Regions from separate parts of the Homo sapiens genome. Here region 1 is linked to region 2. A link is a loop called in an ENCODE intact Hi-C map of the cell type or tissue named here. Cell type or tissue: sigmoid colon. All regions are shown on one strand. Each heading gives the region's core, and the rest is flanking DNA. Links, peaks and the distances in the headings are about the cores only. Region 1 overlaps LINC02438 (long intergenic non-protein coding RNA 2438). Region 2 has its middle 15 kb from the start of PACRGL.

The links. Peaks named below come from ENCODE experiments on the same cell type or tissue, not always from the same donor. Only the 100,000 strongest peaks of a DNase experiment are listed, where the experiment ranks them.
Region 1: a loop joins it to region 2, with 9 times the contacts of the local background. A loop is called at or near these places in 29 of 110 quality-filtered maps.

The regions. Positions count from the first base shown.
Region 1 is chr4:19,220,344-19,229,537 of GRCh38, forward strand. The region is part of intron 2 of LINC02438 (long intergenic non-protein coding RNA 2438); the gene reads right to left. Among named protein-coding and RNA genes, the nearest start is that of LINC02438, 230 kb to the right of the region's middle. In sigmoid colon, for the core only: a CTCF peak has its summit at 4,672 (motif pointing right); no DNase peak of the experiment used is centred there.
Region 2 is chr4:20,680,751-20,689,944 of GRCh38, forward strand. No RefSeq gene overlaps it. Among named protein-coding and RNA genes, the nearest start is that of PACRGL, 15 kb to the right of the region's middle. In sigmoid colon, for the core only: CTCF peaks have their summits at 4,621 (motif pointing left) and 4,821; no DNase peak of the experiment used is centred there; H3K27ac peaks cover 415 bases.

The DNA.
Region 1 (9,194 bases), core at 339-8,338, 1.5 Mb before region 2:
ACATTTTTCAAGGATATATTATGGTCAAAGCGAGTTACAATTTACTAAGGAAAATATACAGATAAACAACAACAGACTAATAAATTGCCTTAATGGATCTAGAGATAAGTGCAGGAACAAAAACAAAAAGAGCACTGACATCTTTTTTTTAAGTTTTAAATTATGTTTTAAAATTTTTGTTGGTACATAGTAGGTGTATATATTTACCGAGCACATGAGATGTTTTGATACAGGCATGCAATGTAAAATAAGCACATCAAAGAGAATGAGGTATCCATCCTCTCAAGCATTGATGGAGGGAATGGATACCCCATTCTCCATGACTGAGTTGCAAACAATCCAATCACACTCTTTTAAGTTATTTTAAAATACACAATTAAGTTCTCATTGACTATAGTCACCCTACTGCCTTGTCACACATACGCTGCTTTAACATCCGGTGCGTTTAGCTACAGAAAGTAGAAGAGGAGGCTGCTGTTTAGATTTTAGCCTATTTGTGTAAGATCGTGAGGTCTTACTCAATACATGTTGAATAAATAATCCCAAGAATGATCATTAAATAAGTTATGGCTACTTAACTGTGTTGCATTATGATGGTAGAGTCTATGAACTTTAAATCCATCACTCCTGTCCCTTCAATATTTGTTTTTAGCAATAATTTATTCTGAGTATAGTTTAGAAAGGATACTACTTTTCCATGTAGCAAAAAGTTCATTGTATTGAGAAGGATTTTCTAGGTTCTTGTCTTGGATTTATAAATAGCACTTGGACTTCAACAAATCTCCTAATATTTTACAGCTATCATTTTCTTATTTGACAAATAAAGGTTTGCATGGCTTTTTTTAGGACACTGTAGCATTCGGTATTTCTCTGAGTTAAACACAAAATAATGCAACATTATTCTTAGAATGCTTTCAAATACTCCTAATTATTAATATAATTTTCAGCCCTGGTATTTAAACTCATTTTTATTATAACTCTCATAAGCATGTTCACAAATAAATATTAAAGGAAAATGTTTCCCTTTTTTAAAAAAATATAGACCTAACCCTAATCTATCATGAATCAGGGCAGTTACTTAAATTTATGTCAGGTAATGATATTGTAGATACTCCTGATTCTGTAGGAAATTGTATACCCTGTTTACAATGTCCTGGTGAGAAGGGATTGGTATCATTGCACCATTCTCTGTGGCTTCTCCTGTTTTGGAAATGAGTTTGGTAACCTAACAATGCATATTTCCTTGATTTCCAGGACAAAATATGTACAATTTTCCCTCTGTCATTAGAGTAGGTGTTCATGGTATGAAACTGATGAATGTGTGGCCTATCAATGAACCTCATGAAAGGTTTCCAACTTGAAATAATTTCCTAAGCTTAGAAGGCAGTTTGGCCGGGCGCGGTGGCTCACACCTGTAATCCCACCACTTTGGGAGGCCGAGACGGGCAGATTACCTGTGGTCCGGAGTTCAAGAACAGCCTCAACCACATGGAGAAACAGCATCTCTACTAAAAATACAAAATTAGCCGGGCGTGGTGGCACCTGCCTGTAATCCCAGCTACGCAGGAGGCTGAGGCAGGAGAATCACTTGAACCCGGTAGGCGGAGGTTGCAGTGAGCCAAGATTGCGCCCCATTGCACTCCAGCCTGGTCAACAAGAGTGAAAGTCCATCTCAAAAAAAACCCAAAAAAACAAACACACACACACACACACACAAACCTACAACAGGCAGTTTAAGTAAAAAGGAAAAAGATACATATATATAATATTATATATAAATATATATTTACAACACACCATAAGAATGTAATAGAACAAATGCATAGTGTAATTAAAATCACACCACTGAATCACCAATTTAAATAAAGCATCTCTGCAGTTAAATTGTCATATTTTTGCATTCAGTTTTTGTTGGAGAGACAATAATTCATTTTAAAAAGGCTAAATTGAACAGCTAATTTATTAATGAGCATTAATTTTTTGGAGACAGAGCAATATATTGTATGTTTTTTATTTTGCAGATCAGTAATGAAATGTTTCAATTACCTTCAGTTCAGTATCATAACATGTTTTAAATTCTTTAGAAATGACTCTGTCTTCTAAAGAGGAAAAATGATTCCAAACATGTTTACTTCTCAATTCTCATTTTTTCAGTCAATGTGTGCAGAGTTGTAGGTACTCTGGGATCCAAAGGTTTTTTTGCGAATTTGATGCTTTACTTTTGAAATTTTGATAACTGTCAGCACCGGTAATGGTTGACAGTGAGAACTCTTGAGTCAGACCACTGACTCCAAATCTTGACCTGACCATTTAACAAGTGTATATTCATGAGAAGCTTATTAAATTTTCCTAGAGTGCAGTTTTCTTATCTGTAAGGAAACAGTCATAGAACGTTCCTTGGAGTTTTCAGCAATTAAACTTATAGCAGTGAGATAACATATAAGAATTGCTTAGGCCGGGCGTGGTGGCTCACGCCTGTAATCCCAGCACTTTGGGAGGCAGAGGCAGGCGGATCACGAGGTCAGGAGTTCGAGACCAGCCTGACCAACATGGTGAAACCCTGTCTCTACTAAAAATACAAAAATTAGCCAGGCGTGGTGATGCGCCTGTAATTCCAGCCACTCAGGAGACTGAGGCAGGAGAATCACTTGAACCAGGGAGGCGGAGGTTGCAGTGAGCCGTGATTGCGCCATTGCACTCCAGCCTGGTCGACAGAGCAAGACTCCGTCTCAAAAAGACAAAAAAAAAGAAAGAAAGAATTTCTTAGAACACACTGGCATATAAACATTAGGTATTTTATTAAGCACTATGCTAGAAGCCCGGGATACAATGGAGAGCAAAATAGTTATTTTTCTCTTTTTTCACTTGGATAACTTTATTTATTAGTGTAATTCTCAATCCGTAAAGTTCACCATTTGAAATTGTAAAATTAAATGAGTTTTGCACAATTCAGAGTTGTCCAACCATAACTGATAACTTTCTTCCCTCCCAGCTTTACCGGAATAGAATTGGTATGCCAAAACTGCATATAATTAATATATAATTAGCATACCATTTGGTAAGCTTGGACATATGTTTATATTCCTGTTACCTTCACCACAATCAAGGTGACAAACGTACCCATCACCTCTAAAAGTTTTCTTGTGTTGCTTTGCTTTTCATTGGTTTGTTTGTATTGAACACTTAACTTGAGATTTACCCTCTTAACCATTTTTAAGTGAGTGATACTTTATTGTTTACTATAGGAACTATGTTGTTCAGCAGATCTCTAGAACTTACATAACTTTAACTTTATACCCATTGAATAACAGCTCCTCATATTCCCCTCCGTTCACTCCCTGGTAGCCATCATTCTATTGTCTACCTCTGTAAGTGTGACTATTTCATTATTATTATTACTCTTATTATTAATTATTATTATTATTATTTGGAGACAGAGTCATGCTCTGTTGCCCAGGTTGGAGTGCAGTGGCTTAATCTCAGCTCACTGCAACCTCCGCCTCCCGGATTCAAGCGATTCTCCTGCCTCAGCCTCCCAAGTAGCTGGGATTATGGGTATCCACCACCACGTCTGGCTAATTGTTTTGTATTTTTAGTAGAGACAGGGTTTCGCCATGTTGGCTAGGCTGGTTTCGAACTCCTGACATCAAATGATCCACCTGCCTCAGCCTCCCAAACTGCTAGGATTACAGGCGTGAGCCACCGTGCCTGGCCAGTGTGACTATTTTAGATACAGTATTTGTCCTTCTGAGACTAACTTATTTCACTTAGCAGAATGTCTTTCAGGTCTGTCCATTTTGTTGCGAATGGTAGGATTTCTGTCTTTTTTAAGGCTGAATAATATTTTATTATGTGTTTATACCATAGTTTCTTTACTCAATTGTCAGTGAACATTTCAGTTCCTTTATCTTGGCTATTTTCTTCAGTGCTACAATGGACATGGAAGTGCAGATATTTCTTTGAGATCCTAATTTCGGTTCTTTTAAACATATATCCAGAAGTGGGATTGGGATTCCTGGGTCATATGGTAGTTCTATTTTTAATTTTCTGAGGAACCTTCATACTGCTTTCCATAGAGACTGCACTGTTTTACATTCCCAACACAGTGTACAAAGTTTCCTTTTTATCCACACAGCCACCAACAACTATTATCTTTTTTGTTTGTTTTTATAATAGCCATCTTAAGAGTTTGGTGATATTTTATTGTTGTTTTTATTTGCATTCCTTGATGATTAGCGATATTGCACAACTTTTGATATACCTGTTTGCTGTTTTTATGTCTTTTTGGAGAAATGCTTATCCAAGTCCTTTGCCCATTTATAACTGTTTTTTTTTTTTTTTTGCCATTGAGTTTATAAGAGAAGCACTTCTAAAGAATTCTTGCAGAAGGAGATAGGGAGGAGAGAGAGAGAGAGGGGAGAGCTAGAACTATAATGAAATACAGTATGTCTGTATTTCACAAGGTAAAACATGTTTATAGTCCTACAGCTTACTACTGTGATTGTTCTTATTTCAACATTATTGTGCTATTTCAGATATAGCAAGTCTTTTTAGAATGACTTAGAAACTTGAAACAAATTGACTTGATGCTATTTGCCTCTGGGAAAGTGGGGAACATTACTTCCACATTAACAATATCTTTTTAAGGTAAGTAATAAAAGTTAAATTAGTGAACACTAGATGGCGGCATTTAAGAAAAATTAAATCAGAGTAAGTTACTGCGCCACATTAAAAAAAAAATCAGATGTCTCTCACAACAATGACTTGTTTTTCTCATTTATTTGTTTGTTTTGTTCACTATTTGAAATAAGATTTTAGAAGTCTGGAGAAAATATTAAATAGGTGGGAAGGTACTAAAATGTATTTTTCTTGTTTTACAGGTAGAACTCATTGAACACTTGACTCCTGAATGTTCAGATCTATGTTTGAGTTGTTCCGCTAATCCTAGGAGAGTGATTAAAGGTCCACATGTAGTATAAAAGGACCAATGTTTAGGTAGGTGTTTGCTAAGAGGAAACATTTTTGAAAGAAACTTGTTCTGAGTGTAATGCCAGGCATTTAGGCACCAATGATTCCAGAATTTTTTGTTTTTTAAACATACAATAATGGGTAGAATTAATTGAGTGCTTAGGAAAGTCCCAAGTACAGGGATACAAACTTTACATATATCACCTCACTATATCTTTCTACAGTCTAATAAGGTAGGTATATTTTTGGTCCTGTTTTGTAGATGAGGATTTGGAATTTTAGGTTTACGAACTTGTGAAAGCTTATACCATTTTAAATGAGAGTTGAGTTTCAAATATGAAGTCCACATTATTTTGAGTCTAGACTGAGATTTTAACCATTCCACAGATTTTCACAGACCTCAGATTTACAGATTCCTGTAAAATGCACAATTTTGAAACATAGGTATAGCATCAAGCTAAAGTTAAATGTGACTTTGAAATGGGTTGAACTGCAGAGAGGTACCAAATTCCTTACAAACAAACAAACAAACAAAAAAGTAAACTTTTGGACTCATGATCCACAGAAAATATTTGACTCTTTTGATTTTGTTATATCAGAAAATTCAATTAAAATTAATTTTATTTGTAGTTATCTTAATTGCTGTTTTGGATAAACTCAGATATTCATGTAAATTAATCTCTAAAATATTACAGAAAAAAATTATATATTTTGTCCTTAAAAGTAAACAATTGATGAGATTCAAATAAAAGGAAATAATCAAATTACTCTTTTTAATATAGATACAAGTCACACGGCGTAGACGTTTGTTACGTTAAATTACAATATCAATCTGTTGGACCACTTAAAAATATATAATGTCTATAATATAGACATTATATATAATGTATATAGTATGTATTATATATAATGTATATAGTATGTATTATATATAGTATATATTATATATAATGTATATAATATATTATATATAATGTATATAATATATTATATATAATGTATATAATATATTATATATAACGTATATTATATATTATATATAATGTATATTATATATAAAATATTATATTTATATATAATATATACATTATATATAAAATATTATATTTATATATAATATATACATTATATATAATATATAATGTATACACATTATATATAATGTATAATGTATACATTATATATTATATATAATGTATATTGTATACATTACATATATGTAATATATATAATATATATTATATATAATATATATTACATATATGTAATATATATAATATATTATATATATTATATATATTATATATATATTATATATTATATATATATTATATATATTATATATATATTATATATATTATATATTACATATATATATAATTTATATATATATTATATATTACATATATGTAATATATATATATTTTTTGAGATGAAGTCTCGCTCTGTCGCCCAGGCTGGAGTGCAGTGGTGCGATCTCCGCTCACCGCACGCTCCACTTCCCGGGTTCATGCCATTCTCCTGTCTCAACCTCCCCAGTAGCTGGGACTACAGGTGCCCGCCACCATGCCCAGCTAATTTTTTGTATTTATAGTAGAGACAGGGTTTCATCGTGTTAGCCAGGATGGTCTCGATCTCCTGACCTCATGATCCACCTGCCTCGGCCTCCCCAAAAAATTTATTTTATCATAAGTTGATGTAGACAATGTGAAGAATATGGAAGACAAAAATGTTATTAAAATACACGTACTATTACCACCCCATAAATAAGCTTTGTTCATATGTGGTATATTCTTTTTTAGTGTTTTCTTGATGTGTTAACTGTGAATGTAGAAAACACAGATGCACAGCTCCATAAACACAAACACACACACATCAGATGCACACCCATATGTCTGAACATTGGAATAACTTGGAATATAAAACTTTAGGTACTGTTATCTTTTTTTAATTTAACATTATTTTATATGCATGTCCCTTGGCCTGTAAATACTCTTTGAAAAACTACATAATGTGACATTGTATTCATTTAACAAAATGTATTTAAACTTTCCCATATGGGTGTACACTCAAGTTATTTTCTGTTATTCATTGTAATAAATAATTGAAGTGAACAAATGTATATATAATTTTCAACTGTTTTTACTATTTCTTATTATTTCTTTCAGACTGTTTCTTAGAGCTGAAAATTCTGGATTGAAGAGTACAAACATTTTAAAATTCTTATATACATGCCAAATAGATTTTCAGAAAATATGTACCTATTCTTATTTACACCGATATCTTATTAAACTGCTTGTCATTCTCAGCAAATTTTAGCATTTTTATTTTTAAAATCTTAATTAATTGGTGTATAAAAATAGTATCCCATTATTGTTTTAATCCCCACTTTGTTGATTACTAGTAAGCTTAAACAATTGTTTATGCCTGTATTTTTTATTTGTATTTCTTTTGTGCATTGGCTGTTCATGTTCCTTTTAGGCAATTTTATTGAAATGAACATAAAAGCAGCATCAAAACAACGTGGTTGCCATATAACTACCAACCAGTTTGAAGCCAGCTTAACTCTTTTTGTTAGGAATATGAATAATGTACAAAGAATTCCGCAAAAGAAAAATGAAAAAAAAAGTACCTCGAGGGTAGAAAACTGATGCTAATCATAGCATTGTTTTTTCATGAAAATAAGGCATGCTTTGAAGTATTTTTGCTACTTCCCTTCTATTCCCTTGGTTAAATGTTGTTTTCATAATGTTTACACAGTTAACCTCGGTACTTTTAGTACTTATCTAGTCTTGATGCTTTCTCAAAAGCCCTCTCCTTATTTGATTCATGAACTTCGGCTTTCTTAAATTGATTTATATTTCTGTCAAAAATGATTTCATAGTTTAATGCACTGTCCAAAATCCATTTCTTATGGCATGCCTATTGCTTTAGAAAAGTTCATTTTATGTGCATATAATATATATTTCTGCAATCTTTGAGCAGTATTTTCCATTTCTGTAGCAGCAAGCTAGTGCTTTGAAAGATAATACTGTCCAGACGTGACCTAGTGGCAGACTTTTCTAGCTTTCCAATATTGGGTACTGTGCATTTATATATAAAAGAGAAGTGGGCACACTCATGTGGATACATGTTATAAAGCAAAAACAAAATTCTAAGCTCCCCAGCTTACTAAATGGACTTTTCTTCTCAGCCACGGGGACGTCGACGAAACCTGAATAAGTAGTACCGGCCGTAATGGGAAGAGGGGAATTAGACATGCCTCACTATACTCTCCTTTCTTTAGAATTCAGGCACAACTAACCAGGATTAATATTAAAACAGAGATCTTAATAAGAAAGAAATAATACAGGGTGGTCACAGGAGAATAGAATATTTCACGCAGCAGTTTCACATGACTAGCAAGAGGAAACGGTTGAAATAGCTGCATAAACTCGGGGCTGATAAGAGCCTGAAAAACCAGAATGTGGGTCAAGCTGGCCAAGACGGACTGGACGCAACATGGCACTGGATTTGACCTAGGTTTCACCCATGACTTCATCATATGCTCATTTACATACTAAATAATACGACCACCAGCTCCATGACTGTTCCTGGAATACCCATATTTGGTGTTAAAATGGGTGGCATCACAGTTCTGAGAAATCGTTACTTCTTTCTAGGAATACTTATGAATATCCCACCCCTTGGTTAAAGTAATTCATAAAGGTAGAGACCTCAAACTCCATTGCAAAACCCCCTTGAGTATATCTGCACTCTCCTTTCTTGAGTGCGTAGTTTTCTCTTTGCAATAAATCTTTGTACTTTAACTATTTTCCAACTCATCCTTGAATTCCTTCTTGCAACGGTGCCAAGAACCTGGACACCAGCTGGTATTGAGGTCCCATCAGTATTTAGGGACCTCTCCTAAAACATCAGTATCATCAATACTGGCAAAACAGACTCTGTAGCAATAAAATACCAAATTCCAACCTGACTCTAGTATAGCATCACATGACAGGTAGCAGGCCCTGGAAGAAATCAAAATATTCTACCACAAAATATATTTATTTGACATATTTTAAAATGGCCCTGCAAAGCTTTCTCTAGTGAGGGAAATTTACATTTTGTAGAGAATCATTTTCCCTTTCCAGGTCTTTTTTTTTTTTTTTTTTTTTTTTGAGACAGAGTTTCACTCTTGTCGCCCAGGCTGGAGTGCAATGGCGTAATCTTGGGCTCACTGCAAC
Region 2 (9,194 bases), core at 873-8,872:
TTTAATGTCTTTAAACAACTGCAATTTTAGCAGCAAGTATGTGAAACCAACTAAATGTTCTTTTAATGACCATCTTTAATTATTTGATTAGAGGAGTTATAATTTAAAGATGATGAATATGGGTGAAAGCTCAAATGTGTTTACTAAAAAAGTTAGTAAGTATAGTTTGGAAAGAAGATGACACTGAGTAGTGACTCTGGGAATTGTGCCAGAAAAATTTATAACAGTTGTATAGTACTTTGTATTCCACTTGATGTATTAGATGGGATTGCTGCCATACACTGAGAAGAAAAATATACCTTGTGGATATTTTGGTAGCTAAGATGATAGAATGAACTTGTTCAAGGAAATGTGGGCGTAGAAGAGGAAGCTTAGGGTTGGAGTTCATCAGAATAGCAATTACCCAAGCAGGTCAATTTTTTAGGAAAATATATTTTGATAATTGAAGTCCAGGAGGAGATCACCTGGCTCATCCACAATGACCTTCAAAATGTAAATACCCAAGTGATTTATGTCATTTTTAAACTCTGTGTCTCCAGTTAATGGCTATTCTTTGGATTATTTGGGAGAAAAACAGCTGGTTCTTATAATTATTATTAGGGGATTTGGATCAATAGAAAGAAGACACTCTGTTCTTTTAAACATTTCTTATGCAACATCATATACAACCCACTGCCTGCCCTCACCCCTCCCCTGGCCCTCTGGCTATCATATTGCTCTCTGACTTTTAATCACAGACTCTGTCTGTATAACTCTACAAAAGTCCAGCCAAAGAGCCAAATATTTAGCCAGTCCTCCGGATATTCTGTTCTCAGCATTTCAAATATCATTTTGTTGAAAAACATCTGGGTCCTTGGCCATGACAAAAACAGTTGTATCTTTCTTCATCAAGGATACTTGGCCTTATATAGCCAGAGAAATAAATTAACAGGACCAAAAGATGCCTAAAAGTATCATCTGAGGAATCTCTTGTTTCTAAACAGTTAACATCGAAATCAGGGTTTCTTAATAGCAACAGCGGCATGGTTGACATTTTGGACTGGATGATTCCTGGTCATGGGGGGCTGTTCTGCACATGGATGGACATTTTGCAGCCTCCCTGCAAAATAGATGCCAGAGGGACATTTGCCTCCTAGTCGTGACGATGAAAGTGGTCTCCAGACATTGCCGGGGATAACAGTTGAGAACCACTAACCTAAAGTATCCAATTTCGATAGTCTTATCCAGTGCCAGCTAGCCTAGAAGGTACCTATAGAAGCTGAATTTAGTTTAGAGAGAGTAACAGAGTGCCAAGAATGGACATGGGATAGGACAGCGGAGAGCGGAAGCATAAAGCCGTAGAAATAACCAGAGCCAGCCGAGCGCGGTGGCTCCCACCTGTAATCCCAGCAATTTGGGAGGCTGAGGTGGGCGGATCACGAGGTCAAGAGATCAAGACCATTCTGGCCAACATGGTGAAACCCTGTCTCTACTAAAAGTACAAAAATTAGCCGAGTGTGGTGGTGTGCGCCTGTAGTCCCAGCTACTCGGGAGGCTGAGGTAGGAGAATCGCTCCACCCGGGAGGTGGAGATTGCAGTGAGCCGAGATCATGCCACTGCACTCCAGCCTGGTGACACAGCAAGACTCCATCTAAAAAAAAAAAAAAAACCATTTATTTCATTTGTTCATTCTACACCCATTCATTCATTCATTTGTTCTTTTGACAGATACATATTGAAGGCATACCTAATAGAAGAAACTGTTCTGAAGTCTGGGTATTCAACAAGAAAGAAAACACAAATTTTATGTTCTCATGGAGCTTATATTCAAATGGAGTGTGGGGGACTTGAATAAGAAGGCATCTAAAGTACCTAGTGTTCGCAGATGCTAAGATGAGAAGTAGTGCGAGAAAAAGAGAAAGGCTCATGAGGGAGGGTATTCCTCAGGGTCTGGTTAGGAAAACACCCAGCAATTTTAGGAGTAGAATGTTACAGAGGGAATGGGTTAACAAGGTATAGGAGGAACACAAAGGCTGCAAAAGTGAAAAGAGAATGCAGAGATAATACAGAGATAGTAGCTTCAGAAAGTTGCTGCCACTCCCTCCCAGGGCTGGGGGTACAAAGGCAACAGGATCAAGTTGTTAGAGCCTAGAAACTTAGTAAAGATTCTGGTGGCACTGGGATACAGACCACTGAGGAGGTGGAGATGGCCCTGCCTGCCATTGTTTGCGGCTATGGAACTGAAGTTAAAAGTCCTGGAGCAGCTGGGTGGCTGACCAACTGGGGATGGTATCTCTGAGGAACACGCTAAGACTGCTGCAGAAAGTTTGGAACACATCTGTTTACCGTAACCACCTGCTGAGCTGGCCTGACACCAGCAGGACCAGCAAGCCAACAAAAAGGAAGAAAATGTTCTCAGAAGCTCACCTACCTCCCAGTCTGCTTCCAGCACCCTATTGGCAGAGTTTATTAGGGAGTCAGCAGCATAGGGGAAATGCTGTCTACAGAGACCCAGGACCAGCATTACAAAGTAGAGTGTGAAAGGGAGGGTTGAGACTGAGAAACAGAGCTTCATAACCAGTGCTGGGAGGCTACTCTTTTATATAGGAGGCCCTTCAAGCCTACCCCACCCTGATTGGGAGAATGTCTGGGTCATTTTGCTCTGTGCATGAAAGTGCTTCAGGAGAATCATTCCCCACACCGTGAACTCCTTCATGGTGTGGGGGATATTATTTATCTTATCACAAAATGTGTATTAAGTGAATGAGTGAAATGATACCTTTGATATAATGCTTGTAGCATTAGTGACTTTTTCAGCTTGGGTAATTCTGATTGCTAGTGTGTGTATGTGTGTGTGTGTGTGTATGTGTGTGTGTGTGTACTTGTTCGACATTCAATCTGATTTTAATAAATATTAACTAGGTGCCCACTAAGTGCAGAGCTCTGCATCAGATGCTACATGAGACCTAAAAGAATTAAACCTTGTCCCTAAAGGACTTAGAATATCGATTCCTGTGTGTGCCATCTGGTGCATATCACTATTTTAAAAAGGTTTTTTTTTTTAATTTCTTGAGGTCTTTTGAATCCTATTCTTCTCTGTTTTTAAAGATATTAGCGATGCACGTCTCCTCCTACCCCACTTTAGTCCCCAGCTTTATCTCTTTTATGAACAAAATTAAATAGATTTCCTCCCAGAAGGAATCCTTTGGTAGAAATTGTATAAAGAGAGAAATTAACTCTTTCAGACTCCCAGGGTGCTATTGCTAAATGTTCTATAAAACTCCTTCCTCATTACTACCTGGAGAGAGACTTGGCATCCGGAAAATAGCATCCAATATGTATTCACTTATTTTCCTCCTTGTTATGTGATGGGGGAACATGAGTGCAACACACTGAAGATAAAGAAGGCTAAGGGATGCTTGTTCATAAATAAGAATAAGATAAGGGTATAGGCTGGGGGATTTTAGTCTCCCAACACACTTTGAAGGTTTGGCTCCTTAGATAGCCCGAGCATGGATTCCTGCCTTCTGCTCCTGCAGAAGGTGAAGGGGGTGGAGGCTGCTGTGACTAGGGCTATGACACTAACTTTGGCTGTTAATGGTGGCCTTCCTTAGCCTATCTCCAAGAATACGGATGCTAGTACAAGTCATGTGCTGTTAACCAAGTATTTTGCCCCTTTCCTTCTGAAGTGGCACTCTATTAAACAGTAATATTTTCTTCCCTTGTTGCTTAAAATAAATGTTTTTAAGGCCTATGAATACTTTGGTCAACATTAGTGGTTTTTCATACTTCCTTCTCTAGGTTTTTAGGGAGAAATGCCTACACTGTTCTTTGAATTGCTTCGTTATTATTATTCCCCAGATTTTCTCCATGTATTAAAGATCCTAAGAATTCTAAGCTCAGACTTTTGCCTCTGTAAATATATTTTTTAAATGGCTGCATAATATTACCCATGGACATGATTCCTAGCCATAGCTCTACTTTGCAGTCAGTCCATCCCCAAAAGACCATCATAGACCACACACTGAATGTTCTACATAGGTTGGGAAAATCTAATGTTAAATATAATACAAAGAGACAACCAGTGATAAAGTTTAAATCCTGAGTCTCCAAGCACATTTTCTTCGAGGGATTCCTTTTTCTTTAGTTTGAGGTAAAAGACTCCAGCAGAAACAACCTCTCTTGACATCCACAAGCCCTTCTAGTAGTGCTCCTGGGTGTGGGTGTCATGAAAATGCAGAGGGTCTCTTACATGTGGTCAAAAACGTTTCAAAGCAGCTCAGCAGATGTATTAGGCTGTAGTCATTCTCCTCTGCTTAGCATTTGGTCAAGATAAGCATTTCCAGTCAATGCTGATTGCATTTAGCCTGACCATGTTTTTGTACGTTTCAATGCTGATCCTATTTTCTCCTTTTAATCGTACAAATATATAACAATAAAGAAAATAATTTTGCTAGCAGTTGAATTACAAAATGTGTTCAACACTCCATTAATAAAATCTCTATCTTGTTCAACATCTCCAGTAAATAGCCTTTATATATTTCCTCTTTTCTATTTGCCAGCTGACAATAGAAAACATTAGCTGAGAGTTGAATGCGGGAAAGCAAAATAAGAGATAGTTATCCACTGCCATCTAGTGGCTAAAAACTTAAAATTCAACCAAAGTTTTTGGATCTTTTTCTTCTAAAATAGTGGAAAAATAAATATTGGAGCATATTTGCACATTTTAAAGGTCTTAATTCTTTTAAATTTTTGAATAAGAATCTGAACAGATAATAAACACATTAAAATTAAGTTTATTTTAACTCCATTACTCACATCTCAACAATAAGACAGGTAAGGTAGTTCATGTGGAGCAAAAAATGAAAGCAAGAATTGACAAGTATTGGGTTATCTTCCCAGGGAAGACAGCTAATGAGGAAGGTTTTACCCTAGCTTAGACCTTAATCAGAAAATTATAGATATCACTGAAGGAGCCAACTCGTTAATTTACCTTCATTGTGCTGTTTGGAGCTATCTTATTCCCAGCACTAATCTCTTTCTTTAAACCAACGTGGGGGCCAAAGACCAAAGTCAGCCAATGCCTCTTAGCAGAAAACAAGTATTTTAGAGATTCTAGCATTGAAAGTTAGAGTTTGGGAACACAGATTAACCTTTTTACAGAGTTTTGATATTGCTATTCAAGGCTGCCCTACTGGACAACTAGAATTTACCCCAAATACGGAGAAATCAAGTGTACTATTCTCTAGAGAAACAGAACCAATTGTGTGTGTGTGTGTGGGTGTGTGTGTGTGTATGTGTGTGTGTGTATGAGAGAGATATTTAAGAAATTGGCTCGTGTTTATGGAGGGTGCCATGTCCAAAATTTGCAGAGCAGAGCCTCAGAGCCAATGCTGCAGTTCAAGTCTGAACGCTGTCAGCAGCAGATTTCTCTCTTGCTTCAGGGAAGGTCATTCGTTTGTTCTATTCAGCCTTCAACTGACTGGGTGAAGATTACCCACCTTATGGAGGGCAATCTGCTTTACTCAAAGTCTACTGATGTAAATGTAAGTCCCACACCAAAGCAGCCTCACAAAAACATCCAGAATAATGATTAACCAAGTATCTAGGCACCATGGCCCAGCCAAGTTGACACATAAAATTAACCATCACACCAGGTGAAATGTACAAAGTGTGAAATGAAAGATTTGGGAGAATTTTTGAAAAGTTTCAAAATGTGCTTTATCATTCACCTGAATAAAATGATTGCTTTATGTCAGAGGTTCTAAACAGCACCTCTCTTTACCACTGACACTTCAAACACCATCAGAGGTACTTGATCATATGACCCAAGTGGTACAGCAGCTTGGACAGCAGTCTGGAGCTGTTGTAGAGCCTTCTCTTGCTCTGGGCCCCACTCAAAACTAGTAGCTTTTAGGGTCTCTCGGTAAATGGGCTATGATAACGCACCCAAGTGTCAAGTATGTTTTCTCCAACATCCAAAGAGGCCTACTAGGTGTTGTATCTCTTTTTTTGGTTGTAAGAGAGGACAGATGCAATGTGTCTTCACCTATCTCAACATGCCCTACACCACTGGATCCCTAGAAATTTGACTGCGGTGGAGGTACTTCAATTCTGGTCAGATTTATTTTCCACATTCTGACATGTAAATGTCTTCTCAATAAATATAGAGTAGTTGTTACTTCTTGCTCATTAGGTCCAATCATCATAATATCATCAGTGCAAATAACCAGTGTAACTCGTTATGGAAGGAAAAGACTATCTGACTCTCCATCAATTAAATTATGATGTATGGCAGGAGAGCTGATACACCCCTGAAGTGGGACAGTAAAGGTGTGTTGCTGGCTTTGTCAGATGAAAGCAAACTGCTTCACCTAGTCTTCACAAATGGGTATTGAGCATAAAAGCATTTGCCAGATCAATAGTTGCATACCAGGTACCAGGGAATGTGTTAATTTTCCCAAGCAATGAAACCACACCTGGTACAGTAGCTGTGACTGAAGTCACCACCTAGTTTAGCTTTATGAAAATCCACTGTGCTTCTCCCAGTTTTATCAATTTTCTACACTGGTCAAATAGGTGAGTTGAGTGGAAATGGGATGGCAGTTACCACTTCCATATAATTTAAGTGCTTGTTGTTGGCATTTATCACTGATACCCTTCTAGGCATGTGATGCTGCTTTTGACCTATTATTTTCCTAGGTAAAGATTGTTCTAGTGGTTTTCCCTTGGCCTTTTCTACTACTTTTTTTGCCCTCACTTCACAGGCCAGGGAATGAATGTGAAAATTCTGCCAGTTTCTGAGAATGTCTATTTAAATTATGCATCCCAGAAATGGGGAAATAATCACAGCATGGGTTCAGGGACTCACTGGAGCCACTGTGGGATAGATCTGAGCTAAAACTCCATTGATCACCTGACCTTCATAAGCCCCTATACCAACTGGTAGACCACAGTGACATTTTGGTCTCCTGGACCTAGTGCCAATGTTTGCCAACTCCTATGCTAAAAAAAAAAAAAAATCCAGGGTAGACACATTTGTTCCTTTAAATTATGATTCCTTGTTGCTTAAAGGCTAACATAAAATTATACCCATTTATGCCTTCTTTTTTATAAACTGTGTTTGACAGTCATCTGTCTTGCCCCATGACTTGCTCTGACCAGTGTGGCATTAGCAAACATGGCAAAAGAAGAGCTTGTGAAGGGCTTTAAGACATTGGTGCTCATCCTCTTGGAACATTCCTTCTTGGAAGGAGGCTGGACTACCCTTAGATCACCATGCTGTAAGGAAACCCAAGCTCATCATGTGAAGCATGGAAGGGCACTAAGACAAGTAGCTTTCAGCTAGATGCAGCCAAGTGAAAATCCCTAGCCAACGCTGTGTGGAAAGAAACCACATAGCAAGCTCAGCCCAAATTCCTGACCCATGGATCATGAAAAGTAATAAATCGCCATTGCTTTAAGCCACTAAGTTCTAGGGTGGTTTACTGTATGTAACAAGTAGATGAAACACGTTTTCTTTAGAGTTTTCCATATTAGTTTTCTAATCATTAGTTTTTCAACTGCTGTCTTAATTTTTCTTATCAATTCATTGTAGATTGTGGGCAAATTGTGGATACTTTCTGGGCTTCATTTGTCTGAACTTTGAAATAAGGGATCTCTGCTATTTGGCCCCTGAGTATATCTTTCAACTCTAAGAGATGAAGTATGGAAGGTAAATATTATTTTTAATACACATTGTTTTAGAACATATCAAGTAATTTATTTGGATGATATGTTTTCTTCATCTTTCCCTTTATAATAACTGGCTTTGAGAAACCATACAATTAACTTTATAAATTTCCAAATAGTTACAGGCTTTCTGTAATTAGGACTTACAATGGCATACTCAGTTATAAGAGAATTCCTTTTTACCATATGGGATAGGATAAGATAAGAAATACTCAAATGGAAAATATCTCTGATCAACCTCTTGAGTATTTTAAAACTTAAGCTACATAGTAAAGTGCTTTAAAACCCCACCATAAAAAACTAATTAAAATTCTTCTATCTGAATACAAAACTTCATGTTTGTGTTAAAAATTAAAACAATGCAGAAGTATAGAAAGAATAAAATTAATCTTTCCCCTGCTGTCTATTACACTCTTCAGAAGAAAGCGCTGTTTTAAACATTTCTCTAGACTCCTAGGTAGCACTAGATAGGTTAGATGCATTCATAGATAGACAAGTGGGGATGGATAGGGGCAGACACATGGATACTTAGGTAAATAGATATGTCTATATTTGTATGTTTATATATAAAAATATACATCTATTTTAGTTTAGTTTTAATTTGATTTACAAATAGAAGTCCAATCCATATGCATCACTCTACAACTTCCTTTTTTTCTCTCTTATTTATTTATTTATTTATTTATTTATTTATTTATTTATTATTTTTTTGAGACAGAGTCTTGCTCTGTCGCCCAGGCTGGAGTGCAGTGGCGCAATCTGGGCTCACTGCAAGCTCTGCCTCCCAGGTTCACGCCATTCTCCTGCCTCAGCCTCCTGAGTAGCTGGGACTACAGGCGCCCACCACCATGCCCAGCTAATTTTTTGTATTTTTAGTAGAGACAGGGTTTCACTGTGTTAGCCAGGATGGTCTCGATCTCCTGACCTCTTAATCCACCTGCCTCGGCCTCCCAAAGTGCTGGGATTACAGGCGTGAGCCACTGCAACGGGCCCTTTTTTTCTCTCTTAAAACAGATCGTGGACATCAATGAAACCAATACATTCATCTCTCATTTATTCTTTTTAATAGATGTGTAATGCTTAATAATTATCCAATTATTCTCCCTCTGATGGACATGAAAATTATTTCCTTTATTGCCTGTCTTAGTGAGCCCTACCAAAATAACATTGACTGGGTGGCTTACACACCAGAAATTCACATTCTCACAGTTCTGGAGGCTGGAAGTCTAAGATCAGGGGGCTAGCATGACCAAATCTTGGTAAGGGGGTCTCTTCCTGGCTTATAGAAGGCTACCTTCCTATTGTGTCCTCACTTAGCAGAGAGAGAGAGAGAGAGAGAGAGAGAGAGAACGAGAGAGCACACACACACAAACTCTAGTATCTTTTTGTATAAAAGCACTAATCCCATCATGGAAGCCTCACCCTCATAACCTAATCTCAATTATCTCCTAAGATCCCATCTTCAAATAACAACACATGAAAAA